Regions from separate parts of the Homo sapiens genome. Here all the other regions are linked to region 1. Evidence: chromatin loops called from intact Hi-C (ENCODE). Cell type or tissue: A673. All regions are shown on one strand. Links, peaks and the distances in the headings refer to the core of each region. The heading gives the core; the rest is flanking DNA.

The links. Peaks named below come from ENCODE experiments on the same cell type or tissue, not always from the same donor. Only the 100,000 strongest peaks of a DNase experiment are listed, where the experiment ranks them.
Region 2: a loop joins it to region 1, with 2.7 times the contacts of the local background. A loop is called at or near these places in 11 of 110 quality-filtered maps.
Region 3: it touches region 1 in a loop (4-fold over the local background); 9 of 110 quality-filtered maps call a loop at or near these places.
Region 4: a loop joins it to region 1, with 3 times the contacts of the local background. A loop is called at or near these places in 27 of 110 quality-filtered maps.

Annotation. Positions count from the first base shown.
Region 1 is chr10:29,492,428-29,499,823 of GRCh38, reverse strand. It overlaps SVIL (supervillin), which reads left to right. Exons shown (of 38, transcript NM_021738.3): 18 at 561-708; 19 at 4,643-4,732; 20 at 4,824-4,910; 21 at 6,433-6,610. Among named protein-coding and RNA genes, the nearest start is that of MIR604, 49 kb to the left of the region's middle. RefSeq lists an enhancer at 2,965-3,466. In A673, for the core only: a CTCF peak has its summit at 3,253 (motif pointing right); DNase peaks (open chromatin) are centred at 3,263 and 4,243; H3K27ac peaks cover 746 bases.
Region 2 is chr10:29,444,950-29,452,345 of GRCh38, reverse strand. All of the region lies in intron 2 of SVIL-AS1 (SVIL antisense RNA 1), which reads right to left. Among named protein-coding and RNA genes, the nearest start is that of SVIL-AS1, 39 kb to the right of the region's middle. In A673, for the core only: a CTCF peak has its summit at 3,128 (motif pointing right); a DNase peak (open chromatin) is centred at 3,134; H3K27ac peaks cover 4,274 bases.
Region 3 is chr10:29,425,298-29,432,693 of GRCh38, reverse strand. All of the region lies in intron 2 of SVIL-AS1 (SVIL antisense RNA 1), which reads right to left. Among named protein-coding and RNA genes, the nearest start is that of SVIL-AS1, 19 kb to the right of the region's middle. In A673, for the core only: CTCF peaks have their summits at 2,669 and 2,903 (motif pointing left); DNase peaks (open chromatin) are centred at 793, 1,403, 2,343, 4,053 and 1 weaker place; H3K4me3 peaks cover 1,440 bases; H3K27ac peaks cover 4,856 bases.
Region 4 is chr10:29,373,405-29,380,800 of GRCh38, reverse strand. It overlaps LOC105376473 (a long non-coding RNA gene), which reads left to right and starts at 5,882. Exons shown (of 3, transcript XR_930786.3): 1 at 5,882-5,957; 2 at 6,372-6,525. LOC107984217 (a long non-coding RNA gene) reads right to left here. Exons shown (of 3, transcript XR_001747402.3): 3 at 6,431-6,481. In A673, for the core only: a CTCF peak has its summit at 3,257 (motif pointing left); a DNase peak (open chromatin) is centred at 3,250; H3K4me3 peaks cover 102 bases; H3K27ac peaks cover 2,036 bases.

The sequences.
Region 1 (7,396 bases), core at 825-5,824:
CTACCTGCCCGCAGAACATCAGTGGCTGCAGGAAAAAGCAAGCAGAGTGCCAGAAAACCTTCTCCTGCCCCTTATTCCTAACCAGCCTTCCCTGTCTCTAACTGGGCAAGTTCCTTGTGTGCTCACATGGATAAAGTTTTCTAGATCAATCATGTTCTTTGTGAGTATATAGGGATAAAAATCTCCCAGTTAACTGAGTTTAACTAGATGGGTTAAGACAGAGAAACTTTAAAACCCTGTAGAGTCCAGGGCATGAAAACAATCTATTTTTAATTGTTTGTGCTTACAAAGGATTGTTCTGGTGCTCCAGTGCCCCAAACCAGTAAGTCACAGGACAGAGGCATTCATCTAAAGTTACAGCATCGCCAATGGTGATCTCCACCCAACCTGGACGTAAGGAAGCCAAGCCCATTTCAGATAGAACATTTTTGAACATCTTTGGACAATATACTTACTCCTCTTTGTCAACCTGCTTTTTTCACTCATGAAATGCTGCAGGCTGAGGTCCACACCGCTGTCATTTCTCTCTCCTGTTTTCTCTTCTGTACATTTATGAACAGCGGGTCACAGAAAGTCGAGAGAGCCAAATGACGATTGAGGAGAGGAAGCAGCTCATCACTGTGAGAGAGGAGGCCTGGAAGACGAGAGGCAGAGGAGCGGCCAACGACTCGACCCAGTTCACTGTGGCTGGCAGGATGGTGAAGAAAGGTCAGTGTGTGTGTGTCCATGTGTGTGGTGTGTGCACAATGCACACACGTGAGCACACTTACCCATGGAGGGCATGGTGGTACGTGATAGCTCAATTTAAAAGAAGAAACCATGGTCTTTTTAAGTTTTTTCTAAGAGACAGGGTCTTGCTCTTTTGCCTAGGCTGGGGTGCAGTGGCTCAGTCATGGCTCACTGCAGCCTCGAACTCATGGGCTGAAGCAATCTTCCCACCACAGCCTCTCTAGTAGCTGGGATTATAGGTGTGCAAAACCATGCTTGGCTTTTTAAAAATTTTTATGTAGAAATGGGGTGTCGCTGTGTTGCCCAGGCTGGTCTCAAACTCTTGGGCTTAAGTAATCCTCCCACCTCAGCCTCCTAAGTAGCTGGGACTACAGGCTTGAGACACCATGCCCAGCCTTCTTTTAAAATTTTTTAAACTTACTGACATTCTATAAATGTTTTTTGTGTAGGTTCTGTGAGATATTTCTACTGAATATCTTTTCTTCATAAATAGTATCTTCTTTAAACTTTATATGATTCTTGGAAGTATTTGAAGGTCATAAAACAGTGATGCATAATTCCATTTGTCACTATTTCAAAACTTACCCATTTGGAATTGAGTGCAAGTGTAGGTTTCAAAAGCAGTTCAAATCTGCTAACAAATTTTGGTCTTTTCCCATAATTACATTTATTTATTTAGACGGAGTTTCACTCTTGTTGCCCAGGCTGGAGTGCAATGGTGTGATCTCGGCTCACTGCATCCTCCACCTCCCGGGTTCAAGCAATTCTCTCGCCTCAGCCCCCCAAGTAGCTGGGATTACAGGCCGCCACCACCATGCCTGGCTAATTTTTCATCTTTTTAATACAGACGGAGTTTCACCATGTGGGCCAGGTGGTCTCAAACTGCTGACCTCAGGTGATCCACCCGCTTCGACCTCCCAAAGTGCTGGGATTACAGGCGTGAACCACTGTGCCCAGCCCCCATAATTACTTTTTTCTTTTTTTTTTTTTTTTTTTTTTTTTTTTTGGTGGAGGGGACAGAATCTCGCTCTGTCTCCCAGGCTGGAGTGCAGTGGCACAATCTCAGGTCACTGCAACCTCTGCCTCCCAGGTTCAAGCAATTTTCCTGCCTCAGACTCCCGAGTAGCTGGGATCACAGGCGCGCGCCACCATGCCCAGCTAATTTTTGTATTTTTAGTAGAGACGGGGTTTTGCCATGTTTGCCAGGCTGGTCTCGAACTCCTGACCTCAGGTGATTCACCTGCCTTGGACTCCCAAAGTGCTGGGATTACAGGCATGAGCCACCCCGCCAGCCCATAATTACTTTTAAATTGTTTCCATTTCCTTCTGACCTGGCAACCATGTACCCTAAGTCAGCCTTTCACAATAAAGAAGTTTATCCCCTCTTCCTTTTAGGTTAATTCCTAGGTCCTTCTCCATCAAACCTGATTTCTCTGACTGACCAAAGCCAAATCCGGATATGCTTTAATAGATGTCTAAAATATGTCCTCAGTTCCTAGGCAGTGGGATGTCCCTGCTGCAATCTTCTGCTGCTGAGCTCTTGGAACTGATTTGATGCCTATATTCAAAAATTTATGAAACTGACTTACATATCACTTGGTTAGTAAAGTTACTGGAGAGCTTTGAGGCTTCATAAGAGTGTTTGGGGCTTTATTTCATATCCTGCAGGAAATGATTAAAATTTGGGTTCCCTTTGTCACCTATATGCACATACCATCACTTTCTAAGCTATTATTTAAAAGCAGATTTCCCATCATAGTGGTATACGTTTTCACATTCACTTGTTCTTAACATCTTGTCATCAAATATAGAGGCTTAGCTTTTCTTTTTCTCAGAACCTTTAATCCACACTTTTATGAAGAGTACCTAACTCATTATAGGTATATAATGAATGTTTGTAGAAGGAAGGGAAGGAGCGAGACGTGGGAAATCCCTGAATGGTGATTAACTCAAATCTTAGTGGGGAATCCTTTCTAACAAATCTATTCTTACCTTATCTTGGAATGGTGAAAATATAATTTACTCTCACAGAATGAGGTACCATTTGCCAATTTTCTGCATCAGATCACAGAACTGGATACTCATGTTTAAACTCCTTTAACGTGAGCCCCAACCCTTCTTTAACAGAAGCACGTCGTTAGGTGCAGGGTGACTAAGTAGAACTGGAACTGAGAACTTGAACCAGACCTCAGGTTTTCCAGCTTCTAGCCCAGGCTTTTATCTTGATGACTTTCCGCTTTGGTTTCTTTTCTTTCTTCCACCTTAAAAACCCTAATTTATTTGTAAGTGGGTTCTTACTACCAAATGCCACTGCCCTTGTCCACATTGACATCTGTGAAAATGTTCCCGAAGAGAGTAGGTGACTGGTTGTTGTACCTAGAATTCATTGAAAAGAGCTATGGGGGAGATCTTTGTTTTGTTTTAACATTTTGTAATTTGCATCTCCCTGCCATGAGCCATTCATTCCCTAAGGATCCTTAGCTAGGTGGGGAGCACGTTTGCATAGTGCCACTGCCTGAACCGCCAGCAGGGGGAGCCATGGCAGCGGGGTTTGCCCGGCACCGGCCAGGACACGGATGGATTTCTCCGGTTGCTTTGGAAACCAGCCTTCAGAGTCAGTCCTGTTCATTAGCTGCGGAGTTAACGGCCTCTGTGCTAATGAACTCCTCTGATGTCTCTTCTCTTAAGCATCCTTCTAGTGAGTAAAGATTTCCCTCCCCACCCTGTGATACCAGATTTTATTTATCATCTTTCAAGAAAGTTTACTTTCTCATGGATGGAAACCCTTTGCAGTTCTGGCAATTGAAACAAATTTTAAAACTTTTATTGACACCATCAATCAAATATATGTATATAATGAGACGTACTTGTAGAATATTACTAAAACTTGAGTTTTAAACCATTTAATGGTTTTTTTTATTAAATTTTTTAATGCTATAATACTTCTCCCATTCACAGGAGGAAGGGGCAGAATCATTTATTCCCTTGGTTTTCCTTGTGATAGTGATTTGCATAACCTCTCGATGTTGTTCGTCCAGGGATGCATTGTCATCTAAGTGGCAATGTCATCTAAGGATTTCACATTTATTACAAATGAGTACAGAGAACATTCACATCTCATTTTGTTTTTTTGTAAATGCACTAATCAGTTTTCTTTCCAATGCCTTCCACTTAGATTAGGGAAGCGATACTCATCCTTCTGTTTACTAAGTTTTCTTCTTCCAGCTGGATACTTTCTCCATGCAGGAATTCCTCCCTTTCCCTTTCATGTGTCTCTCACCACTTGCCCTTTTAAAGATTCCCCACTCTGCTTCTCGGTAAATATACTAGGAAAAGCATTTCCTGTTTCTGCCCACACGGGAGATGGACAGGACTTCCAACACGCACAGTCGGTCCAGACCTGCCCTGGTCTGTAATTTCTTCTGAAAGGTTGGCCCTCCTTGGGTTACTGTCTGTGTCATGTCCCCAGGGCCACTGTCCCTCCCTCCCCTCAGCCTGGAGGAGAGCTCCACTGCGGGGGGCCACTTGCTGGCAAGTGTGACACAGCTCATTCTGCAGATGGCACCAATGCACTCTCAGCTGCCCCTGCCATCTCCGAAGGGCCTCAGAACTCACAGCTGCATTTGCCCAAGTTAACGTGTCATGGACATGTTTTCCCACGTCTCCACCGTTCATTTTGGAATATCGGCTTGTCAGCCACTACAGTCCTTGGAAATAATAAAATCCAGTCTACGTTTGCAGTTGGTTGTCCCACAGTCGTGGTACGTGTGAAATGTGTGTGTGTGTGCCTGCATGTGTGTAAATTCTTATATGTTGTGCCGTCTACCCTGGGATTTCTGGAGATCCACCAGGGTCCCGGAGATTTCCAGAAGTGACCCTGAGATGCTCAGTAGCTCGTCTGTGTGTTCCACAGGTTTGGCGTCACCTACTGCCATAACCCCAGTAGCCTCACCCATTTGCGGTAAAACAAGAGGCACCACACCCGTTTCCAAACCCCTGGAAGGTAAGTCGCCAAGGCCCCGGCCACGCCAAGCAGTTTCTGATCAGAAGAGGCCTTAGTGATGCTGTCTCACTGACGGTTTCTGCTTGCCTAGATATCGAAGCCAGACCAGATATGCAGTTAGAATCGGACCTGAAGTTGGACAGGCTGGAAACCTTTCTAAGAAGGCTGAATAACAAAGGTACCTACTGGAAGCCAGAAGGCTTTGCTCTCAGAATCTCTAAATCCTAATTCTGATTGCTTTTCTTCCTCAGCCAAAAAAAAGAAGTTTTGGTCAAGACTGATTAGAGAAACAAGCCCTGATTCACTTGATAACGTACTAAATTGGGGACTCCCAATAATACATTTTTTTCTTGAATCTAAGCCCTTGGGATGCCATCCAATTGGAATTGTGAACTGAGTGATTTTGCTTATAACTCTGAAAGCAGATTATTATGTGTCGGCAAAATCAACGTGACCTTGGGCCTGGTGAACTTTAAATTGTATGTTATCAATTTCCAATAAGGTAAAAGCTAATATTATTTCATATAATCACAAATGATTTCTAAAAGAAAATTATGGCAAATGAATATTGAAGTAAATGTTTCAATATAAAAGTCAATGCGGTATACCAAATAAAAGAGCAATATGCAAAAACAGCCTTTTATCTCTTGATTAAAATGCCCAATCCTGGAAACTTATCAAATACTAGGCGCTGGGAGTCCCTACTATTGACAGTGACCACTAAAAGGTTGAAAATAATACAACCACCACTGAACAGAAATATAAAAGTGTAATATAATAACTGAACTGGCTAGGCAGGGAATGCCAGTCAGCAACGCATTTATTACACACATGGAGCAGTGATCTAGCCCGTGGGTCAGCAAACGATGGCCATTGCCAAATCCAGCTGCCCACTTGCTTTTTTTTTTTCTTGTTTGTTTTTTAGAGACAGGGTCTTGCTCTGTCACCCAGGCTAAAGTGCAGTGGTGCCATCATAGCTCACTGTAGCCTTGAACTGGACTCAAGCAATCCTCCCACCTCAGCCTCCCAAGTAGGCGGGACTATGGGCGTGCACCACCAAGCCTGGCTAATTTTTTTTCTGTTTTTGTAGAGATGGGGACCCACTATGTTGCTCAGGCTGAAGTCCTGGGCTCAAGCGATCCCCCAGCCTCAGCCTCCCAAAGTGCTGGGATTATAAGCGTAAGCCACCATGCCCAGCCCTGTTTTTGTAAATAAAGTTTTATTGAAACATATCCATGCCCATTTGTGAACTATTGTCAATAGCTTTTGCATTAAGACAGCAGAACTGAGTTGTCGCAACACAGGCCCCATGTCACCCCTCCCCATGCAAAGCCTAAAATGTTTACTGGCTGGCCCTTTTTGGAAAAAGTTTGCCAACCCTTCACGTAGAATGAGGCTGAGGCTGGTTCACCTACCCTCAACAGAAGCAAGGGCAGGTTCAGAAGCGTTCAGTGGGCGCGTGTGTGCAGTATGGTCAGCCTCCCTCTCTCCCATTTTACTGCAGATTTGTTCAGGTGGGAAGTCCTTACGTCAGAGATTAAGTAAGGGCCTGGGAAGCAACCACAGGACCCTGTATATCACAACCGTGTTTCTTCCACTCCTGGAACTTAGGAGGCAATAGAATTTTTAAACTATTGTGAAGCATAATTGGAGTCCTTGTTTTTATAAAACTCTTATGTCTTTTGCTTGTTTGTTGATAGTTGGCGGGATGCACGAAACGGTGCTCACTGTCACCGGCAAATCTGTGAAGGAGGTGATGAAGCCAGATGATGATGAAACCTTTGCCAAATTTTACCGCAGCGTGGATTATAATATGCCAAGAAGTCCTGTGGAGATGGATGAGGACTTCGATGTCATTTTCGATCCTTATGCACCCAAGTGAGTTATTTGGGTCTCCGTCTTTCCTCCACTGAGAAGGGCTTCCTTCGCCTGCAGAGGGCACATCCATGAGGCTTTTCCCCCAGTGTGGCCTCCTTCTCCTTCTAACTCCATCACGGCGGCGTTAGTATTCTAGAGCCAGGGCAAGGTGTTGCAGGAGCCAGGGGCACGGAGCCTCGCAGCAGATAAAACATGCAGACGGCAGACCAGATGTGCATGCAGGCAGACCGCGTGGGCCACAGATGCTTGTCCTGTGCCATAAAGAGGGCGTCACTGGATTTTTCACATAATGTAAATATTGTTTTGCAGTTTTTAGGTTTACATCACTTAGCAGAGAGTTCAACGCCTGTCTTTCATTTGACATATTGAATTCTTGCTCATAATTTTGCAAAATATTTGGATGAGATGGGCTCAAACTAATACAGCTAACTAGAAAATCAGTAAGGCATGTTACTTAGCTTCCAATCATTTATAAAATCAATAGATCTGCGGGCTTTCTCATTGATGTCTAAGGGTTTCTCTTCCCAGGGGAACATGACTAAACCAACTAGGAAAAGTGATTATGGTATTAGGAGTCCGTCAATTTCAAGTGCCAAGAAAAAGATCCCAACTCAAACTGATTTCAGCAAAAAGAAAAGTGCGGAGGGCTTTGTCGGCTCACTGGCTGAACAGTGCGGAGGGGTTTGCCGGCTCAGCCACTGAACAGTGCGGAGGGGTTTACTGGCTCACGCGCTGAACAGTGCAGATGTGGCCTCGGGTTCTAGAGGCCCCTCAGAACACAGTCTG
Region 2 (7,396 bases), core at 1,200-6,199, 48 kb after region 1:
ATATTAGCTGGGCGCAGTGGCTCATGCCTGCAATTCCAGCACTCTGGGAGGCCAAAGTGGGAGGACAGATTGAGCCCAGGAGTTTCAGATCAGCCTGAGCAACATGATGAGACCCTGTTTCTACAAAAAATTAAACCATTAGCCAGGTGTGGTGGCATGTCCCTGTAGTCCCAGGTACTCAGGAGGCTGAGCTGGGAGGACTGCTGGAGCTCAGGAGGTTGAGGCTGCAGTGAGCTGTGATTGCACCACTGCATTCCAGCCTGGATGACAGTGAGACCCTGTCTCGAAAAAAAAAAGAAATATTGAGAAACGACTGACCAAGAGCCCATATGGAAGCAAAGAAAAATAAAACAAGCCCAATGTTTAGTAGTGGTTTCTGCAGATGGAAGACAGCAAACGGGGGAAGAGTGCATTTGGGATTGCAAGACTTGGTTAGTGTCAGAGCCCGTCCTAAAAGACAACGATGCAGCAGGACCCTACCTGTCCTTATGACTTCCTTTCATCCTCCAGGCTCACCCTCCATGCTTCCCTTCCTGAAGGAGGCCATTCATTATTAAAAACAGGAACTGCAAAGATCCAGCAGGGAGCATCGTTTGCCAATGACACTTGAGGTCCCAGTGGGGAAGACTTTTTTTTTTTGGTCAGATGGGGTCTTTCCCCAGATTCACATACAGTTATCACCACAGCCACAGCATCTGCTGAAGTCTATTTCTAGTATCATGTTGCACATTCCAGAGCCCTCATTATTTGCAGTGGTCCGCATTCATTCATGAATACTTATATTTACTACTTGTTCATTCAAATATTTATTGAGTGGGTGCTTAGCTTAAGGGTCAACAGAACACAAATACGCCTTATATCTAGGCTCTGATGCCCCAAGGGGCCTGCATTCCAGGAGAGGTGAAAATAATGATAATTCACCAAGAAGCACAAATAATGATGCAGGGTCAGACATGGTGGCTCACACTGTAATCCCAGCACTTTGGGAGGCCAACGCAAGAGGATGGCTTGAGCTCAGGAGTTTGAGACCAGTCTGGGCAACACAGTGAGACCCCATCTCTATAAAAATATTTAAAAATTAGCCAGTCATAGTGGGCACACCTGTAGTCCCAGCTACTTGGGAGACTGAGGTGGGAGGATCACTTGAGCCCAGGAATTCAAGACTGCAGTGAGCTATGATTGTACCACTGTACTCAAGCCTGGACCACACAGTGAGACCTTGTCTCTAAAAATAATAATAATAATAGCAGTGCAACAAGAATCTGTTCTGGGTGAAATTGTGCCCCACTTTTTCCTCCTCACCCACTCCCCCAAAAAGATTGGAGTTCTAACCCCTAGTACCTCAGAATGTGACCTTATTTGGAGATCCTTGGGTAATTAAGTTAAATGAGGTTTTCAGGGTAGGCCTAATCCAATCTGACTACTGTCTTTATATGAAGGGGAAATTGGGAAGTGGCGGCAGGCATGCACAGAGGGAAGACCGTGTGCAGATGCACGGGGAGAAGACGGCCCTCTGCAAGCCCAGAAGAGAGGCCTTAGAAGAAACCAACCCTACCCACACCTTGATCTCAGACTTCCGCCCTCCCGAGCTGCAAGACGATAAAGGTTCTGTTGTTTAAGCAGCCCAGTTTGTGGTACTTTGTCACAACAGCCCAAGGAAACTAATCATGTCCAAAGGAGGGACTTCTGGCTGGAGGTGGGAGGGAGGGGAAGGAATCAGGGTGGCTTCCGGGAGGAGGTGTCCTCTGAATCAGCCTCGAAGGACTGGCAGGATTTCTCACTGCAACTGGACATCAGTTCTCCAGCCATCAGCTCCAAAGAGAAGATCTGGAAGGAGGAGAGGGAAAGGAGAGGCACACCCAGTCTCCTACGTGTGGCACAGGCAGGATAAGGGCATAGCAAGTAGAGCCTCAAGGCTGAGGTGAGGGTGCACAGAAGGAAAGTGGACTTGGACATGGACGGGCCAGGGGAACCCGGCTAAGGGACTCTTCAGATGTGGGGATGACCCGGCAACAGCACCTGCGACTGATTCCTCTGGTCCGCAGGATCCCCAGGCCTAGTGCGTCCCTTTCTCATGGGGCCCGGGGTGTTTCCAGGGCTGGGGCTGGTTTCATAGTATCCTGCGCCCTGCGCTAGCACTTCTATCTTGGATCTTGATGTTGAAACCATTAGAGGTGCTGACTCTGTTACATTCTCCTCTCATCTGATCCTCATGTAAAGATATTTCTGAAATCTCCAGCAAGCAATATGGTACGTGGAAAATGGCGGACTTGCGTTTCCCACACAGTAATGCCGTTTCTCGGTAGACATCAGTGACCATGAGGCAGCTCTACCAAATGCTGCTCTGATCTTATAAGCTGCTCAGGAAAAGGAAATTGTTCTGTTGCATTGAAAATATCGAAAGTTTTGGAATCTTATCTTGCTATTTTAAAGTATTAATCTTTTTAGATTTTGACTCTTAAAAAATATTTGAATGGCCCTGGGAGATAGATTGGTCATGTCATAAACAAAAGACCAAGGCATACGAAAGTTACGGGACTCGGCTAAGATAACAGAGCTGGGTGGGGCAAGGCTCTTTAAGGACGGCACCCAGATGTGGTGGTCCGCATTCCCCTGTACCTGATTGTTGTTGAATAATGGAGGTAAACTGAGGCCCAAGGTCACCTCCTGCTTCAGGGAGGGCTTTAGGTAAGGGCGGGAGAGGAATCGCAGGCCCCGCCCGAACAGGCTGCTTTCTCTGCATGATTTCATCACATCCTCGCAGGCAGCCCCGAGAAGCACCTGCTGTGCCCTTTACTGAGGAGGGTCTCCAACATTCAGTTCTTCCTCATTCTCCCATCGCTGGTAAGAGACCCATTCCAGTGGAAGCTGAGGAACGAGACCTGCCTGGGAATGAGACCTTTCCTCATGAACACTAATTTTATCCAGGGGTGATAGGGTTAGGGGGAGATGTTTGCTGTTAATATCCGAATGTCTCTCTAACAGATTTCTATCAGGTTTGATATAACCTGTCAGCTGCCTCCCTCCAGCTGGAGAAGCCAGGAAAGGAAATGCAGGGACTGGCCAGGGAAGGAAATACGGAAGCGACAAAGGAGGAACCTTTGCATCTGGCGAGGGGCAGCCGCGCTGAGGGAAGGCTATGGCCAGCAGGTGGCGCTGTTGCTCACAGCAGAAGCCAAGGCTCCAACTCCAGCGCCGCCTCCGGCTTCACAGTCCTAGGATCTGCAGAGGAAGCCTCTGCTCTTAGGCACAGAACTGGGCCAAGACCTTCCCCTAAAGACCCCAGGGGCCAACTCCAGCTCCGTCCGGCTCATTTGTTTCCAGTTCAAGGAACCTGAACTCTACGATGGGCTGACCTGGGAATGTTCCCATTGCCCTGATGCAAGCAGTGATAAATTGTGCAGTGACATGAACGTGCCCAAGGGCTGGGGGAGTCTGCGAACCACAGTTCCTCTTAGCCAGGCTTCCCTCCGCCTGCATGCACACGCTTTTTAATTTTTGTTTTATTTTGTGGCTTCTTTAAAGCTCTTCCCTTTGCCAGTTTTGCCATCTGTAGAATGAAGGTGATACCTTCCTTTGGCTCAATTAGTTAATGTTAGGAAAGCTCTCTGCAGATGAAAAGCACTAAATTCTATTGATCAAATATTTAATTAGCCACACTTGCGGATGATTCATAATCATCTATTCAACTTCCTGAATTGCCAAGCAGAGAAAATGGCATGATTAGAAATATAATTTTAAATACCGGTTTTCAGAGATTTTGTACCTGTCAAGGCTATGAGAGAATTTCTGAATTAGCATACCAGTTCCTCCCCGATTTTCCAAGGGCCTGAAGAAACCAGCTCCCTTCCCACTCAGCCTGTGGCTGTGGCCATGACTGCCCTCCTCTACCCGCACCTGGCCTGGGGAGTAACTCAGCCGCAGGGCCTCAATGGCAGCGTGCAGAGGGTTGGACCGCAGTGCCAGGACCTCCCCAGCACGGGGCTGCCTCTCAGCCCTGGCAGGCCACAGCACCTCTTCTGCCTAGGGCAGTACCTTCATGGTCTGTCACATGCCTGCCCCTTTTCTGCCCTGGTAGGGACTCAGTGAGGAGAAACTAGGTCATGTAGGAGACACGGACACATTCAAAAGCAAGACACCCAAGCAGCTCGAGTGTAAGGAGATTTCCAGGCATTTCCAGTTGCTTTGAAGCACAGTCAGCAACATGGCCTGGTTTGTCTTCAGCTCTGGGTTCCAACCCAACCAAGACTGCAGGTTCTGGTTGTGCATGTGGCCTCTGAAAGCAAAATAGGCTTTTTCTTATTCATTCATTCTGCAAATATTAGTGTAAATGCTATGCTAGATATGCAGGCTAAACTGGTACAGACGATTATCTTTGACTTTCTGGCAAAACGTAATTTTCAAAAAGTGAAAAAAACAAAACCATCATACAGATAGATGGGAAGCACGTGTCATTTGGGGTCCTCAGGAAGCAGGTGTCAAGACAGAGCTAGACGTGAAAGACATTTATTGGGAGGAACACTTTTTGCAGATAAGAACAGTGGCAGCAGGAGGCAGGGAGGGTTTTGGGAGGGTGCTGCAAGGCTGACCCCTAGGAAAGGAGAGGGGAAGGAGGGAGAATGGGGAGGAAAGAGCCTCTGAGTGAGGGGCAGCTCTGAGAAGGTCTGACCAGCCCCCAGGGAGCCCCAGGGCAGAACTTGATCCTTAGAGGAAATAGGCAGAAATGGCCAGGTCCTAGGCCTCCCTCCTGGGCTCTGTCACTGGCTGGGCCTGACCTTGGCATGAAAGGTATACTGCAGTGGTCCCCATCTTTTTTGGCACCAGGGACCGGTTTCATGGAACACAATTTTTCCACGAACAGGGGCGGGTTAGGGGGATGGCTTGGGGATGAAATTGTTCCATCTCAGATCATTAGGCATTAGATTATCATAAGGAGTGTGCAACCTAGATCTCTGGAACGTGCAGTGCACAATAGCGTTTGCGCTCCTATGAGAATCTAATGCCACGGCTGACCTGACAAGAGGCGAGACTCAGGCAGTAATCCTGTTTCACCTATTGCTCACCTCCTGCCGTATGGCCCGGTTCCTAACAGGCCACAGGACAGTCACGTGGGACAAGCTGGGACTGGGGCACATGAACATCTTCATGTTAACAGGAAACCCAGGGCCCCTGTGTAACTCTGAAAAGACGAAAGGGTGCCTTCCACTCCTGATTAAGTCAGGTTCATCTGAAATAGAGGATCTGGGCATTTCTTGGTGGCTGGATAATCTTCTTTCCCTCTGGGCACCATCCTGGGGAAATGGATTATTAAATAATCTATCTCTTCTCAATATCTAAGACACTTAAAGGAGAGTTAAGCCGATTTGCCTCCCAAAAGGGAAAACCAGGCCAGAGAGTTCTTTTCACCATATTATGCGGGTTTCTAAAAACAGCATTAAAATTTCACTTCATTTAAAATTTCAAACAATGTAGGATTAAAATGTAGACATCTCCCAATTCTACATTATCCATTTCATTCCTTAAGAGCAAAGAGTATTTGCAGTTTGGGGTGAAACCTTCTATACATTTGCTATGTATGTACCACACATACACGCGGGTGCAATGATTTCCTCCCTTCTGTGATGCCATCAGATGCAAAATCCAGGAGTGAATTGGTGCCACTCCTCCAGGTTACTGTCCCCTCCCATTGCGTCCTCTCCCACTGTGCCCCAAGTGTAGGCACACCCCAATCCCTTTCTCCACAGCAAGGCTGATCAAGTAAGTGATGGTTTGCATAGAGATACTGACATTTTGAGAAATAACTGGCAGGAATTACATCACCTAACAAGCCAGAAAATGAAACTAGATATTACACATTATTGCTCTGGAACTGGACAGCCTAGATTCATATCCCAGCTTTTCTACTCACTAATGGTCTGACTTTGAGAAAATTACTGAGGTGTCTCAATTTTCTCATTTGTGAAATGAAGATAATAATGGTACCTGCCTTATAGGATTGTTTACAGAATTATATTACATACATGAGAAGAGCCCATAGCCATGCTGGGCAAGAAAGAGAGCTCAGCAAATGTTAAATTTGTTTAACTCTTCAAAAAAATCATACATTATACTATAAGGCAGGGGTTAGCAAGCTTTTTTGGTAAAGGATCACATAGTAAATACTTTAGGCTTTGGGAGCCATGTGGTCTCTGCCAAACTCTTCAACTCTGCACAGGGGAAAACAGCCCTAGACGATACATAAGTGCATGAGTCTGGCATCTTCCAATAAAGCTTTATTTATGGATACTGACATTTGAATTTTATATAATGTCACAAGTCATGAAATATTGTTCTTTTAAAAAATTTATTTCTCAATCATTTTAATGTAAAAAATCATTCTTCACTCCTGGGCCATGCAAAATCAGGCGGTGGGCTGGATTTGGCCTACGGGCTGTAGTTCACCAACAAATCTCCTCACCACCATCACCCCACTTAGCCACTTCTGCACCCTCTCTTCACCAGGTCTCCATCTCCCTGTTTTTGCTCATCTTTCCTCTATAGGAGAAAGCAAAACTCAGTAACTACATTTCTACCCAAGAAGAGTCCTTTCCCATTAGGACACAGGGAGCATGGTCCCTCTGTCTCAGGCTGTACACTCCAGGTTGAGCTCTGCCCTCAACCTCTGCAAACTAGAGGGACCGGGGAAAATGATCACATGTGTTGTAGGTAGAAGCCTGCCCTCTGCTGGGGACATATATTTTGTCTGCATAGCGGTCAACTGCTTGAGTCCACCAACTTCTTTAACTTGTCCCTTGGTAATTGACATGGTTTGGATGTGTGTTCCCACCCAAATCTCATGTTGAACTGTAATCCCCAGTATCAGAGGTGGGTCCTGGTGGGAGATGATCGGATTGTGGGGGTGGATTTCTCATGAGTAGTTTAGCATCATCCTCTTGGTGCTATCGCAATAATGAGTGACTTCTTGCAAGATCTGGCTATTTGAAGGCATGGCACCTCTTTCTCTCTCTCTCTCTCTCTCTCTCTCTCTCTCTCTCTCTCTCTCTGTCTGTCTCTGTCTCTCTCTCTCTCTTCCTCCTGTTCCCACCATGCGAGATACCTGCTCCCCCTTTACCTTCTACCACAATTGTAAGCCTCCTGAGGCCTCCCTGGAAGCAGATGCCTGTGTTATGCTTCCTGTATAGCCTGCAGAACTATAAACCAATTAAACCTTTTTCTTAATAAATTATCCAGTCTCAGATACTTCTTTATAGCAATGCATAAACAGCCTAATACAGTAATGAGTGTTTCTATTATATTGTTTCCAGGTTCCAGGTTTGCACTATTACAAAGAATGCTGCATTTTCTCATAAAATCCTCAAACAACTCTATGAAAGGGGAACAATTTAATCCCATTTTA
Region 3 (7,396 bases), core at 736-5,735, 67 kb after region 1:
GATTGTTTGAGCCTGAGAGGTCAAGGCTGCAGTAAGCTATGATAGTACCACCGCACTCCAGCTTGAACAACAGCAAAACCCTGTCTCAAAAAGTTCAAATGGGTATAAAACACCGATTAGGAGACAAACTTTAAAATTAGGTGTTTTTAAAATTTTTTTAAATCCTGCTATAAGAGACATACCTAAAACAAACCAATACTAAATGTTTAAAAATCAAGGCATAGAAAAAGACACAAAAAGTAATAAATGGTGCTGATATTGTGATATTTTTCAGTACCAAATATTTAATGAGGTAAAGAGAGACATTTGATATTGAGAAAAGGACAGATTTCCAAGAAGATCATAAGCAAAATATCCTAGAATATAATGGAAACAAACAGAATTACAAAGATAAATTAACAAATTCACAATCGTGGTAAAAGATTTTACATCTCTCTCACTCAGAAATTGATAGGAAAAGCAGATAAAAGATACAGAAATGTGTAGCACATTTATGGAGAAAGGATCTTGTACACAAAGGAGTAAATATTATTTTCAAGTACATATGGATTTACATATATTAGACCAGAAAAGATATCTCAACAAATTCCAAAGAACTGACATTAAATAAACCATTTTCTGATAATAATATAATAAAATCATAAATAAAAATAAAATATAACCAAGAAAATTCAGTAGTTTTAGAAATCATTCTACTTTAAAATAAGCCATGTCGCTTCTAGGTCATGTTACAGCTGTACCCATAGCAGAGTCTAGAGCTCTGAAACAAGCAGGAAAGGGTTGCACAGTAACTCAAAGATAGCAGAGGAGCTCAGAACATTTGGCCTGATTTTATTTCCTAAAAGCTGAATCCCTTTTATAGAATGATACAGAAAAACTGAAAGGAGAGTAATGAATGGTAGCCTTTTTCAATTGACCTACTAAACCCACACAAGCATTAGTAATCTGGATATCTGAATTACTGAAATAAAATAATCAGAATAGATCATCTAGAATCAGGAGAGTAGATTAAACCAGATCCTGAAACACATACATGTTTTACTATAGAACTTAGTACTTTGTAGTGACTGATTTGTTGAGTAATTGTAAACATTTAATTGCTGTGCTTTAAGGAGGTAAAAAAATATCTGCTGATGTGTAATAAAGAAATACCCTCAGGCCGGGCACAGTGGCTGGGGTCTGTAATAGCAGCACTTTCAGAGGTCAGGGTGGCAGGATGGCTTGAGTCCAGGAGTTTGAGACCTGCCTGAACCACATGGCATGACCACATCTCTAAAACACTTTTTTTTTTTTAAAGCTAGCCAGGTGTAGTGGCATGCACCTTTAGTCCCAGCTACTTGGAAGGCTGAGGCGGGAGGATCACTTGAGCTCAGGAGTTGGAGGCTGCAATGAGACATGATCATGCCACTGCACTCCAGCTTGTGTGACAGAGTACAACCCTGTGAAAGAAGGAAGGAAGGAAGGAGAGAGAGGGAAAGAGAGAAAGAGAGACATAAGAAAGAGAAAGGAAGGAAGAAGGAAAAAAGGAAGGGAAGGAGGGAGGGAGGGAGGGAGGAAGGAAAGAAGGAAGGAAGGAAGGAAAGAAAGAAAGAAAGAAAGAAAGAAAGAAAGAAAGAAAGAAAGAAAGAAAGAAAGAAAGAAAGGAAGGAAGGAAGGAAGGAAGGAAGGAAGGAAATATCATATCATAGATACGGGCAGCGAGAGGGCCTGGATTTAGACTTGCTCTGTTGTATAACCCCCCAACTCTTGACATTTCAGGAAGGGAGGAAAGAAAGAAAAAGAGAAAAATAAAGAAAGAGAAAGAAAGAGAGAGAGAGAAGAAAGGAAGAAAGAAAGAAAGAAAGAAAGAAAGAAAGAAAGAAAGAAAGAAAGAAAGAAAGAAAGAAAGAAAGAAAGAAAGGAAAGAAAGAAAGAGAAAGAAAGGAAGGAAGGAAGGAAGGAAATATCCTAGATACGGGCAGCGAGAGGGCCTGGGTTTAGACTTGCTCTGTTGTATAACCCCCCAACTCTTGACATTTCAGGAAGGGAGGAAAGAAAGAAAAAGAGAAAAAAGAAAGAAAGAAAGAAAGAAAGAGAGAGAGAGAGAGAGAGAGAGGGAGGGAGGGAGGGAGGGAGGGAGGAAGGAAGGAAAGGAAGGAAGGAAGGAAGGAAGGAAGAACAGGAGGGAGGCAGGGGAAAGAGAAAGAGAGAAAGAAAGGAAGGAAGGAAGGAAGGAAGGAAGGAAGGAAGGAAGGAAGGAAGGAAGGAAAGAAATATCATAGATATAGACAGCGAGAGGGCCTGGGTTTAGGCTTGCTCCGTTGTATAAACCCCCAACTCTGACATTTCATCTAAAATGCTTAGGAGAGCAGCTGAGCTATTCTCTCCTTAATGTGGAAGTGGTCCAAGGAATGGAATTCCAAAATTGGTTACTCCATCTATCGACTTTAAATGTGATCCAGCTGCTACTAGGTTTATGGCTCATGAATGATAAACTCAAGAGGCAGCTATAACTAGGACTTGGAACATGCAAAAATGAAAGACAAAAGAAATCCTCAGTCCAATGTACCATATATATATGTATTTTTTTGAGATGGAGTCTCACTCTGTCGCCCAGGCTGGAGTGCAGTGGGGCGATCTCTGCTCACTGCAAGCTCCGCCTCTCGGGTTCACGCCATTCTCCTGCCTGAGACTCCCGAGTAGCTGGGACCACAGGCGCCCGCCACCACGCCCGGCTAATTTTTTGTATTTTTAGAAGAGACGGGGTTTCACCATGTTGGTGATGATCTCGATCTCCTGACCTCGTGATCCGCCCGCCTCGGCCTCCCAAAGTGCTGGGATTACAGGCGTGAGCCACCATGCCCGGCCACTACCATATTTCTTTAAAAATAGAAAACTGATGCCATCTTGTGGTTATTTTAATAAGGTCACTCTTAAACGACTAAAATTTCGGAAAGCTAACAAAATCTCTTCTTCCTTTCTCCTTTAAAATATTGTTAAATATATTTTCCTTGGACTTTAGATGCACTTTCCTTACAATCTGGAGATTTCATTAAAATGCTGCATCTACCCACATGGAAACACAATTACTATTAAAGTATTAATGCTAAGTGATTGCTAACCATGGAAAAGCACCAAGCAATTTTCGCAGTTCTAGAAAATGCATGACCTGGCTTTCAAGAACTGAGTTCAGTGCATGTTAAAAGGTAGGATTTTCATTAAAATGTCACCACCAAGGACCAGAACTGGTACATGGTGAGTTCATGGGCAGAGTGCGAGTCACACTCCAAATGACATTCCCCCATCTTGGGAACTGCAGGATAGACCAAAGAAATTGAACAAAAAAGAGACAAGCTTACAAAAATTCTGGAGACTCAAGGCAATACCATTCATATGTCACAAATTTTGGAGAGTTTCTTCCAGATAGAATTCAGAGGAAATCAGATTTTAACAATGATCCAGTGGACTACTCATAATTAATTGCTGTATAAATGGTGGAGGCAAGTCCTCTAAACATGACTAGATAGATGCATTTGTTTTATTCATAGATTCCCAATATCATTAAAATAATGTATATATCAGTCCTCAAAAGTATGCTGTCTTAGCCAAAATTACCAACACGAGTATGGTAATTAACATATATGAATACAAAATACATTAAGATGAAAAAGGATGCTGTTAATATATTCTTCTGAAATGAGAATAACAAAATATATCCATGTGACACCTGTAGACGTATGCATGGCTTGCATGTGGGAGTTGTGGATGAGGATAGAGAATGACTTGGGTATGAGATTGTTAAAATAGTTTGACTAAATCAAACAGCTCAGAACCACTCCCATGGAACACAGAAACTGAACAGACCTTTCATGATCCCAAAATATCACTGAACCACTCCCTACCCTGAGTCTCCCAGAGTATCACAAAACTTTCCTTTTTGTATGTTCATGACATTGAGGGATGCCTAAATAGCTGGTATTGTTTCTGGGTGTGTCTGTGAGGGGGTTGCCAGAGGAGACTGACATTTGAGTGGGTGGACTGGGAAAGGAAAACCCACCGTCGATATGCGTGGGCACCATCCAATCGGCTGCCAGCGCGGCTAGAACAAACCAGATGGAAGAAGGTGGGATAAGCAGTTTGCTGAGTCTTCTGGCTCTCTTTCTTCTTCCCAGGCCGGATGCTTGCTGCTGCTCCTCCTGCCCTTGGACATCAGACTCCATGTTCTTCGACCTTTGGACTCTGGGACTTGCCCCAATGGCTTGCAGGGGGCTCTTGGGCTACATGGTCAGCTTCCCTGGTTTCGAGGCTTTCAGACTTGGACTGAGCCACTACCAGCTTTTCTCTCTACCCAGCTTGCAGACGGCCTATCGTGGGACTTCACCTTGTAATCGTGAGCCAATTCTCCCTAATAAAGCCCCTTTTATATATACATATATTCTGTTGGTTCTGTCCCTCTGGAGAGCCCTAATAACCTATCCCTTGATCCAGTAACCTAGACTTATACTCTTCTTGCCTCAGAGCTGTTATCACTTCAGCTAAATTAGTTGAACATCTTCAGTTCTTGTACTGGGATGACCTTCAAATCTGAAGATAGCATATGCAGTACAATCTCCACTGATAACTAAAAGCACTGCAACTTCAACCCGTTGGTTAACTATGAAATATGATTTCTTTCTCCTCATATTTCTTAATACTTTTTATTTTTAAAAAGTAGAGACAGGGTCTCATGTATTGCCCAGGCTGGTCTCAAACTCCAGGCCTCAAGCAATCCAGGCTATGCTCCCTTCTCGCTCCAAACCACCTGGCACTCACTGGTAGGATGGTTTCTGCCAACCTTGAGGCCAATCTGGCAGCTACTATGAAGTCTGGGAGATTGCTTCTCATACACCTGGTTCCAGTTTCAGCCTTTCCCCACCAAGGACCAGAACTGGTGCATGGTGAGTTCATGTGCTCTGCCCTTGCTCCCAAGGGCAGTGAAGGGGTGGCCTGCCCTTCCACACCTGTGGGTATTTCTAGTCGGGTGGGATGAGAGACTGAGAAAAGAAATAAGACACAGAGACAAAGTATAGAGAAACAACAGTGGGCCCAGGGGACCGGCACACAGCACACCAAGGACCTGCACTGGCACCGGCCTCTGAGTTCCCTCAGTTTTTATTGATTATTATTTTCATTATTTCAGCAAAAAGGAATGTAGCAGGAGAGCAGGGTGATAATAAGGAGAAGGTCAGCAAAAAACATGTGAGCAAAAGAATCTATGTCATAATTAAGTTCAAGGGAAAGTACTATGACTGGATGTGCACGTAAGCCAGATTTATGTTTCTCTCCACCCAAACATCTCAGTGGAGTAAAGAATAACAAAGCAGCATTGCTGCAAACATGTCTCACCTCCCACCATAGGGCGGTTTTTCTCCTATCTCAGAATTGAACAAATGTACAATCGGGTTTTATACCGAGACATTCAGTTCCCAGGGGCAGACAGGAGACAGTGGCCTTCCTCTATCTCAACTGCAAGAGGCTTTCCTCTTTTACTAATCCACCTCAGCACAGACCCTTTAAGGGTGTCAGGCTGGGGGACGGTCAGGTCTTTCTCATCCCAGGAGCCCATATTTCAGGCTATGACATGGGGAGAAACCTTGGACAATATCCCGCTTTCAAGGGCAGAGGTCCCTGCGGCTTTCCACAGTGCATTGTTCCCCTGGTTTATTGAGACTAGAGAATGGCGATGACTTTTACCAAGTATACTACTTGTAAACATTTTGTTAACAAGGCACGTCCTGTACAGCCCTAGATTCCTTAAACCTTGATTTCATACAACACATGTTTTTGTGAGCTCCAGGTTGGGTCAAAGTGGCTGGGGCAAAGTGGCTGGGGCAAAGCTACAAATTAACAACATCTCAGCAAAGCAATTGTTTAAAGTGCAGGTCTTTTTCAAAATGCAGTCTCTTCTGTCTTCCCTTTCTACATAGACACAGTAACAGTCTGATCTCTCTTTTCTTCCCCTACAGGCAGAGTGTGAGTCACATTCCAAATTCAAGGACACTGCCTGCCATCTCTTGACCACAGGCTCATCCAGGCTCCAAGACCTTTATGTACCTTTATTCCCAAAGCCTCCTGGTCAACACAGGCACTGGGAATAAGTTAACAAACAAAAACACACCTTAGTGCTGCAGTCCCAAAGACACGGTCTGGCCAGGGTGTATGTGGGGAATGTGCTAATTCTTTATGAGAATGGAAGGTAAGAAAGACACATGCACAAACAGTTCCATCTACTCCAGGGTCACACCAGTGCCTCCTGGTCTAGTTCTCCTACTTTCAATGACAATGTAATTCATAAATTGATCAAACCAATTTTATATTATTAATTTCACTTTGTTTCTGGAATAGGCAAGATTGATGGGGTAGGTAGTCATGTATCTCTTAATGATGGAGACACATTCTGAGCATTGTGTCATCAGGCGATTTCGTTGTGTGCAAACATCACAGAGTGTACTTACACAAACCAAGGTGGGAGAGCCTGTGACACACCTATGCTGTATGGTATAGCCTATTGCTCCTAGGCTATAGATCTGTACAGCAGGTTACTATACTCAATACCATAGGCAATAGTAACATAATGTAAGTATTTGTGTATCTAAACACAGTGACAAAGGTACAGTAAAAACACAGTATTATCTTATGAAACCATCGTCATATGTGATCTGTACTTGACCAAGACATTATGTGGTGCATGATTTTATAATTCTTAATTGGGCATATGAGTAAACTGAGGCATCAAGTGATTCAGTGACTCCTAAATGTTGACTGGTGAGTTGTGGAACCAGGATTAGAACTTTCACTCTGGTCTATTTCTACTATGTTGCAAATTCTGCTTTTCTGGGTTATGTAAGTTTTTGACTTTTATATTATAGTGAGATAGAATTAACTTTGTATCAAGAGTTTAGGGATCCATGAAAATTGTATGCTCAATTTGATGTGCATGTAAGATCCTCCTTATGAGATGACTTACAATTTTCATGAAGTTTCTAAAAGGGTCTCTGTAACCAAAAAGGTTAAGAACGCTGGCGTGCTGTGTGTGTCACAATGAGACTGAGGTCAAGTCTAGGGTGACCTTTTTACGGACTGTAAGTAGGGGACGGTAAACCCAGAGAAGATGGATGTTCGGGTGGGAATAATCATTTCATTCTTTAGAGTCAGAGAGCATTGGAGCGGCCACCTTCCTGAGAAGGTGGTACACGTGCTTATAGCTCTACAAGTCCATTCGGACAAGCTTAGAACCTTAGATAGAGGATTCTTGAAGATCATTAAACCTGAGGGTCCACAAATCTGGCTACACATTAGAATCATCTGGGGAGCTTTGAAAGACACCATGTCTGGGACCAACCCCCAGGGATTTCTATTTTAATTGTCCTAAGATTCT
Region 4 (7,396 bases), core at 897-5,896, 120 kb after region 1:
CTCTCAGCTGGAGGCCACTGTACCATGGCAACTTCCATTTCAATGACATTATTTCTAATAAATGACTGCCCGAGGGTTTATGGGGTGTTTCTGGCCCCAGCTCAGCGTAACCAGCAGGAGTTGGGGGCGGGTCGATTTCCTGTCCCCTCACCCAGTGGTTTCTGCTTCACCATGGAAGATCACAAGAGTATTTGATGTTGGTTCTTGGAACAGAAATCAGTTAATTAAAGTCGGTGAGTGTTTGAGCAAATTGAATGCAAGCCGCACATTGTTGGCAGAGCACGGGTACCAGAAAGGCAGGCAGAAGTCGGCCCCCAGAGAGCACAGATACAGGAAGCCCCTCTCTTCAGTCAGTCCCCCAGTTCATCAGTAATGAGAGCAAACGCAACAGGAGAGACAGAAACACAGCAACAAGCCATCTTTTCCTTCCGGCCAAACCTCCCTGACTCTCCTGGCGACTCATCTCTCAACCTGAAAGGCTCATCGCGGAGCCCAGATGACTGGTTTGATTTTTGCTCGTTCTCTTTCTGCACCAAAAGGTAGAGAGAGATTGAGAGAGGGAGAGAGAGAGAACAGAAAAGAGAGCAGGGGGTCTGAATAATCTTTAAAGTAGGTAATTATCAACACTCATCAAGAAACTTTATCATTGTCCCAAGAATGAAGGTGTTAATGATGTTTGAGTTGGGGGAATGTGGTCACCAAGTTTTGTCTTTTTGAGAGCCTCTTCTTTTGGAGGTCTGGCCTCCCTAATGGACTGACCTCTGTGTGCTACCAAGCCGAGGATGCATCTGGAAGAACCGGCCCCCGGCTACTTGTTAGATCATAGGAGGGAAATGGAAATTGCTCTCTGCTCATCAGTGTCACTCAGTCCGAAGACGTTTTATTAAGTGCCCCTGGGACTTAAAGTAGCCATTCTTCTAGATGCAGAGCAATCAAGATACCTTTTCATCAAGGAAATGAATGAGGTTAGCACTCACCTTCCATTGCTAGGGCACAGAAGAAGCGTGCCAAGGCCTTCTTGAGCTCATTTATGACATTCATGAATAAGAAAATTGTATCTTTCTGTGTTGAGTGCTATAGTGTCTTGGGAGGATCATAGTCAAAACATTCCTTATTAGAAAGGGCCTCTTAAACACAGCCGAGGCCTTCATAAAAAGTAATGTGAATATGTTTCCTGCAATTTGCAAGATGTATTTCAACATGTGTATAGACTGTTTATTTAATTTTCTGCATGCCTGAATATCTTCACTTGCATACAAATTCTCTATTGTAATTGGCCAGGGAGGCTGATTATAAACAATTTATAAGTCCAAGTGTTAACCACGTGTTTGGCACAGAGCTATGCCAGGACCACATTACCCAGTGCTCGAGAATGGAAATACCGACAGGCTGGATCTGAAGACTCAACTGTGGCATATATGGATGGTGGATCTCAAGGGCCAGCCTCTAGATTCACATGCAGAGGGAGACATGCCATTTACACAGTTAACCACACACCAACTATTTTGAGTGGGTTGCTTTGCATTTTACCACATGCATGCATTTAGTGACGTGAGATATTGTAATGTTGGCTTTCATTTCAAAGACAGTTATTTAAACATACTTAACCTGTATAATTCTTCCCTTTGCTGTTTAGATAGCTGAAAGATTGAAATTTGGAAATGGAATTTTCTTAGAGCTAGGAGAGATCTTACACACGATTCACCATTTTACTCTGTATGTTTTTCTAGGTGAGGTGCCTGAGGATGAGAGGGGGCAGGAAACCACCCAAGAGCACACAGCTTGTTTGGGACAAGGAGAAAAGTGGTGGGATGGGGTGTCAGCCCTTCTCATGTGTTCTAATCATCAGCCTGTCCTTCACTATTGGCTCCTTCCCTCCATCTGTAAATGCCATCAGATCCCTTTCTCCCAATGCAAATAAGTAAATAAGTAAACAGCCAAACACCAACCAAGCCCCCCAACCGACTCCCCCCTACCCTCAGTGCTCCTCTAGTAACTATCCTGACTCTCCTCTTCTCATCCACATTTTTTAAAAAGCAGCCGATATTGGGCTGTCTTCACATGCACTCTGTCCCCAGGCCACTCTCAGTGGGCCTCTTCCTGCTCCAAATCCAATGGGCTTTCTTCTCTCTTCTAGGGGACACTCGTCCTTTGTCCCTTCATACCCCCCGGTTTCTTTGACACCACCCTGCCCTGCTTCTGCCTGCGGCTCTCGGAACCCTCCTTCTGTCCTCCGCGAGCCTGTCTCCTCGCTGGCATGCCCACGTTCTGCAGGATTCTGTACCCGCTCATAGCCCCTCCCACTTTATGCTCTGTCCTGGGCCATGCTTTTCAAGCTCACGATCAACTACAGACAAAGTATGATGTCTCCCTGATTCTGAATGTCAATTCTGAGCTTCAAATCTAAATAGTCAACAGCTGGTTGGACATCTCCACCCGGAAGTACTACAGGAACTTCAAACTTAACGCATCCACAGTGGAATTCATGACCGGCCCAGGCACTGCATTTTCTTCATTTTTGTGTATCCAGCACCTAGCAGACAGCAGGCACTCAGGAATTGTTGGCTGAGTAAGCATCTTACTTGGAAGGCAGAGGGGCGGAAATGTTTGAGAATTATAGGAGTAGGTAAAAGTCCCAAAGTGATGCAAGGAATGTAGGTTGGAGTGTTCATCGAAACTGCGTTTCCTAGAAGTCATTATATGAAAAGGACACCACACGCGTATGTTTACCGCAGCACAATTCACAATTGCAGAGATGTGGAACCAACCTAAGTGCCCATCAACCAATGAGTGGGTAAGGAAAACGTGGTATATATACACCATGGAATACTACTCAGCCATTAAAATGGAGGAAATAATGTCTTTTGCAGCAACTTGGATGGAGCTGGAGGCCATTATTCTTCAGGAGTGGAAAACCAAAACCACATGTTCTCACTTATAAGTGGGAGCTAAGCTACAAGTATGCAAAGGCATACAGTGTGATATCATCGACTTTAGAGATGCAGAAAGGGGAAGAGCGCTAGGGATAAAAAACTACACATCAGGTACAATGTACACTATTCGGGTGCACTAGAATCTTGGAGTTCACCACTATATAATTCATGTTACAAAAGACACCCCAAAAACTATTGAAATAAAAAACAATTTTTAAAGAAAGAAACTGTTTCCTGATACACTCAAATAAAAGATTAAAATGCCAGGTCTTTGAAAATGAATGCTTCATGATTGGCCATTGTTTTCTAGCACCACCTAGTGGATATCCTGAGTCAGCCAGCGTGCCTTCTTTTTTTATTATTATTTTTTTATTTTTTGAGAAAGACTGTCACTCTGTTTCCCAGGCTGGAGTACAGCTGTGTGATCTTGGCTCACTGCAAACTCTGCCTCCCAGGCTCAAGCAATTCTCCTGCCTCAGTCTCTTGAGTAGCTGAGACTACAGGCGCGCGCCACGACGCCCGGCTATAGTTTTGTATTTTTAGTAGACACGGGGTTTCACCATGTTAACCAGGCTAGTCTCGAACTCCTGACCTCAGGTGATTCGCCGGCCACAGCCTCCCAAAGTGCTGGGATTACAGGGGTGAACCACCGAGTCCGGCTTTTTTTTTTTTTTTTTTTTTTTTGAGACAGGATCTCCCTGTGTTGCCCAGACTGGAGTACAGTGGTGCCATCTTGGCTCAACGCAACCTCTGCCTTCTGGGCTCAAGCGATCCTCCCACCTCAGCCTTCCTAGTAACTGGGACCACAGTCGCGAGCCACCATGCCGAGCTAATTTTTTTTTTTTGTATTTTTTGTAGACACTTGGTTTCGCCATATTGCCCAGGCTGGTCTCAAACTCCTGGACTCAAGCCGTCCACCTGCCTCAGTCTCCCAAAGTGTTGGAATTACAGGTGTGAGCCACTGTGCATGGCCATCTTCATCTTTTAATTAAAAATGATATCTCAATTAACGATTTGCACTGTAATAGCACCTACCAAACCTACTAATTTTACATACATTACCTCATCTCATCTCCAAAACAAGGCACTCATTATTCTCCCCATTTTACAGGTTAGAAAACAAAACTTTAGAAGGTTGAGGAACTTGCCTTTCTCATAATTGTTTCCAACACTAAGCCTTCGCCATTCTGCCATAGAACTTTGCACTTTTATTCTACTGTTTTATTTCGTTGTTGCTATTTTACGTTATCTTTTAAAGAACACTAGTAGTTAGTTTATAGGGCTCCTAGACTATGTATGAGATATCAGAGTTGCAAAAATTCATTATAGATATAGCATTAGGCCAGGCGCAGTGTCCCATGCCTGTAATCCCAGCACTTTGGGAGGCCGAGGAAGGAGGATTGCTTGAGCTCAGGAGTTCAAGACCAGCCTGGGCAACATAGTGAGACCCCATCTCTACTATATATATATATATATATATATACATATATGTATACACAATGTGTATATATAGTGTATATATATGCAATGTATATATAGTATATATACAATATATATACTATATATGAAAACTATTTTTTAGACAAAATATTTTTTCTAATAATATTTTAGAAAAAATTTTTCTTTTCTAAAGGAAAATTCTAAAATTTTCTTTTTCTAAGAGAAAAATGTATATAAACATAGAAACAGTATCAACAATAACAACAAAAACAAAGCACATGCTGCCTCCAGGCATTGTTACAGCTTCCTAGGTATCATCTCACTTAATCCTTGCTTCCTATATATCATCTCACTTAATTCCCGTGACCACTCCGTGAATAAGATATTCTTATTATCCCTATTTTGTTTTCCCAAGGACACCAGCTAGTAGTGGATCCTAAATACAACCAGGCAGTCTGACTCCAGAGTCAAGATCTTAACTCATATCAGAGCAAACAGCATCGGGAAGACACTGGAAGGGTCAAACGTACCTTGACACTTGTTCACTCATTTGATTTCCATGATAACAGAGATTTAAATATTTGGTCTACATCTAATGCACCCTTTTCAGTGCCAGGTATGGTGGCTTTCCAAAAGCAAAATTTCAGAGTCCACTTATTGAATGAATGATCTGTATTAAGAGAACATTGGATGATGATGGCTTAATGTGTCCATCATTGCATATAGCTTATTTCCTTTTTATTAAGAACTTACTGGAGGCCAGGCACTGTGGCTCATGCCTGTAATCCCAGGAAGACCAAAGTGAGTGGGTTGCTTGAGCTCAGGTGTTCAACACTAGCGAAACCCTGCAGGTACAAAAAATAAAAAATTAGCCAGGCATGGGAGTGTGACCTGTAGACCCAGCTACTAGGAGGGCTGAGGTGGGAGGATCACCTGAGCCCATGGAGGCTGAGGCTGCAGTGAACTGTGATCACACCACTGCACTTTAGCCTGGGCTAAAGTGAGACTTTGTCACACACACACACACACACACACACACACACACACACACAAAGAAAAAGAAAAAGAAAAGAAAAGAAGTTTCTGGAAACAAAATTTCTTCATTTAAAGGTGGTGATGTGTTAGAGAAAAGCACTCTTCTGTACCTTGGATGGACCTGGGGGTGGGGAGGTCTGTCCCCAGGGGACAACTTGGGATGTCCTCACATCTGCCCACAGTGGCCCATTTATTTATTTTTATGTTGAATATGGGCACAGTGCCACACCCCTATTGGGCTTCTGTTTCAGCCACTGAACTTAGTTTTGGGTGGCCTTTGGGCTTGGTTCTTGTGTTGAATTATTAACCCTGATTTGACACCCCTGCCATTCATACTGTAAGGTTTGGGTTTTGTGCAAAGGGCTTGCCCGCCTCCTGAGACCACATGACTACAAGCCAGGAATGCTTCCCTGGCCACTTCTGGATAATTGTTTTCTGCTGTACTTGGATTTGCTCTTATATTTAGCTATAAAGCAAGACAGTTTCCGTCAGAAACTCTACTTTTCCACAACTCCATATAAAGGGAAAACCTCAAAAAGAAAAAAAAGGGTATTTTTGGTGAAAGTTTTCCTTTATGACAGGGTCAATTGTGAAATAACTTATATGAAGGGGACTCCGATAATTGGTTGATCAACCTGTGAAACAAAACTTTGGGTGCAAATTTTAAATTTTTAGGCTAAAAAATTATTTTTAAAGCATATACTTGAATGCTTTCACTCATACATTGGCTAACCTATGAATTTCCCTCCCACCTTACCACCCGCAACTCAAAGAGGTTTATACTTTATATATATATATATATATATATATTCTGTATTTTTTTTCCTAGGAGTTATCCCCAGTTTCCCTCACCACAGATGCAATTTCCAGAGCCAATACTTAGATATAATTTGAATGTGTCTCATTTGATTCATTTACATTTTCTAAATGAGGCCCACGTACCTTCTTCTGTCACTCTCCCAGGCTTACAGCTGCAGGCTTCTTTGGCCTCCCATGGCAGCGGCGCAGCCGAATGGATGGGGCGTGTCTCTGGAATGTGTGTCCTTGCATAGCGTTTATATCAGAAAGAGCTCCTGAGAAGATCCAAAAATGTTTTTATCTCTTACTTCCCTGACAGGTAAAGATCTCTTTTTTGTAATTATCTTTAAAAAATGTATGAATGGCTGGGCACGGTGGCTTATGCCTGTAACCCCAGCACTTTGGGAGGCCAAGGTGGGCAGACCACTTGAGGTCAGGAGTTTGAGACCAGCCTGGCCAACATGGCAAAACCCCATCTCTACTAAAAATACCAAAATTAGCCTGGTGTGGCGGGGTGCACCTGCAATCCCAGCTACTTGGGAGTCTGAGACAGGAGAATTGCTTGAACCTGGGAGGCGGAGGTTGTAGTGAGCCAAGATGGTGCCATTGCACTCCAGCCTGGGTGACAGAGTGAGACTTTGTCAAACACAAAAAAATGTATGAATGATAAAAACAGAAATACTTAGAGGGATGGGAGTTTAAAGCTCAATGTCGTTCTGGTTTTTGATAGTAAATATATATATATTTACTATATATTTGTTATATGTGCTATAATACTATACTATAATATACTATTGCATTTATTATATACAGTAAATTTTTATATATTTGCTGTATATTTACTATATATAGTAAATACATATATATGAAATACATAAAATTTATTATATATAGTAAATATACATATACACACACACACATACACACACACATACATGTATATATATATATATATATTTTAGAGACAGGGTCTTCCTCTGTCACCCAGGCTGGAGTGCAGTGGTGTAATCACGGCCCACTGCAGTCTTGACCTCCTGGGCTCAAGCCATCCTCCCACCTCAGCCTCCCTAGAACCCGGGACTACAAGTGTGCCCCACCACACCCAGCTAATTTTTTGATTTTTTATAGAGTGGGGTCTTGTTATATTGCACAGGCTGGTCTTCAACTCCTGGGCTCAAGGGATCCTCCTA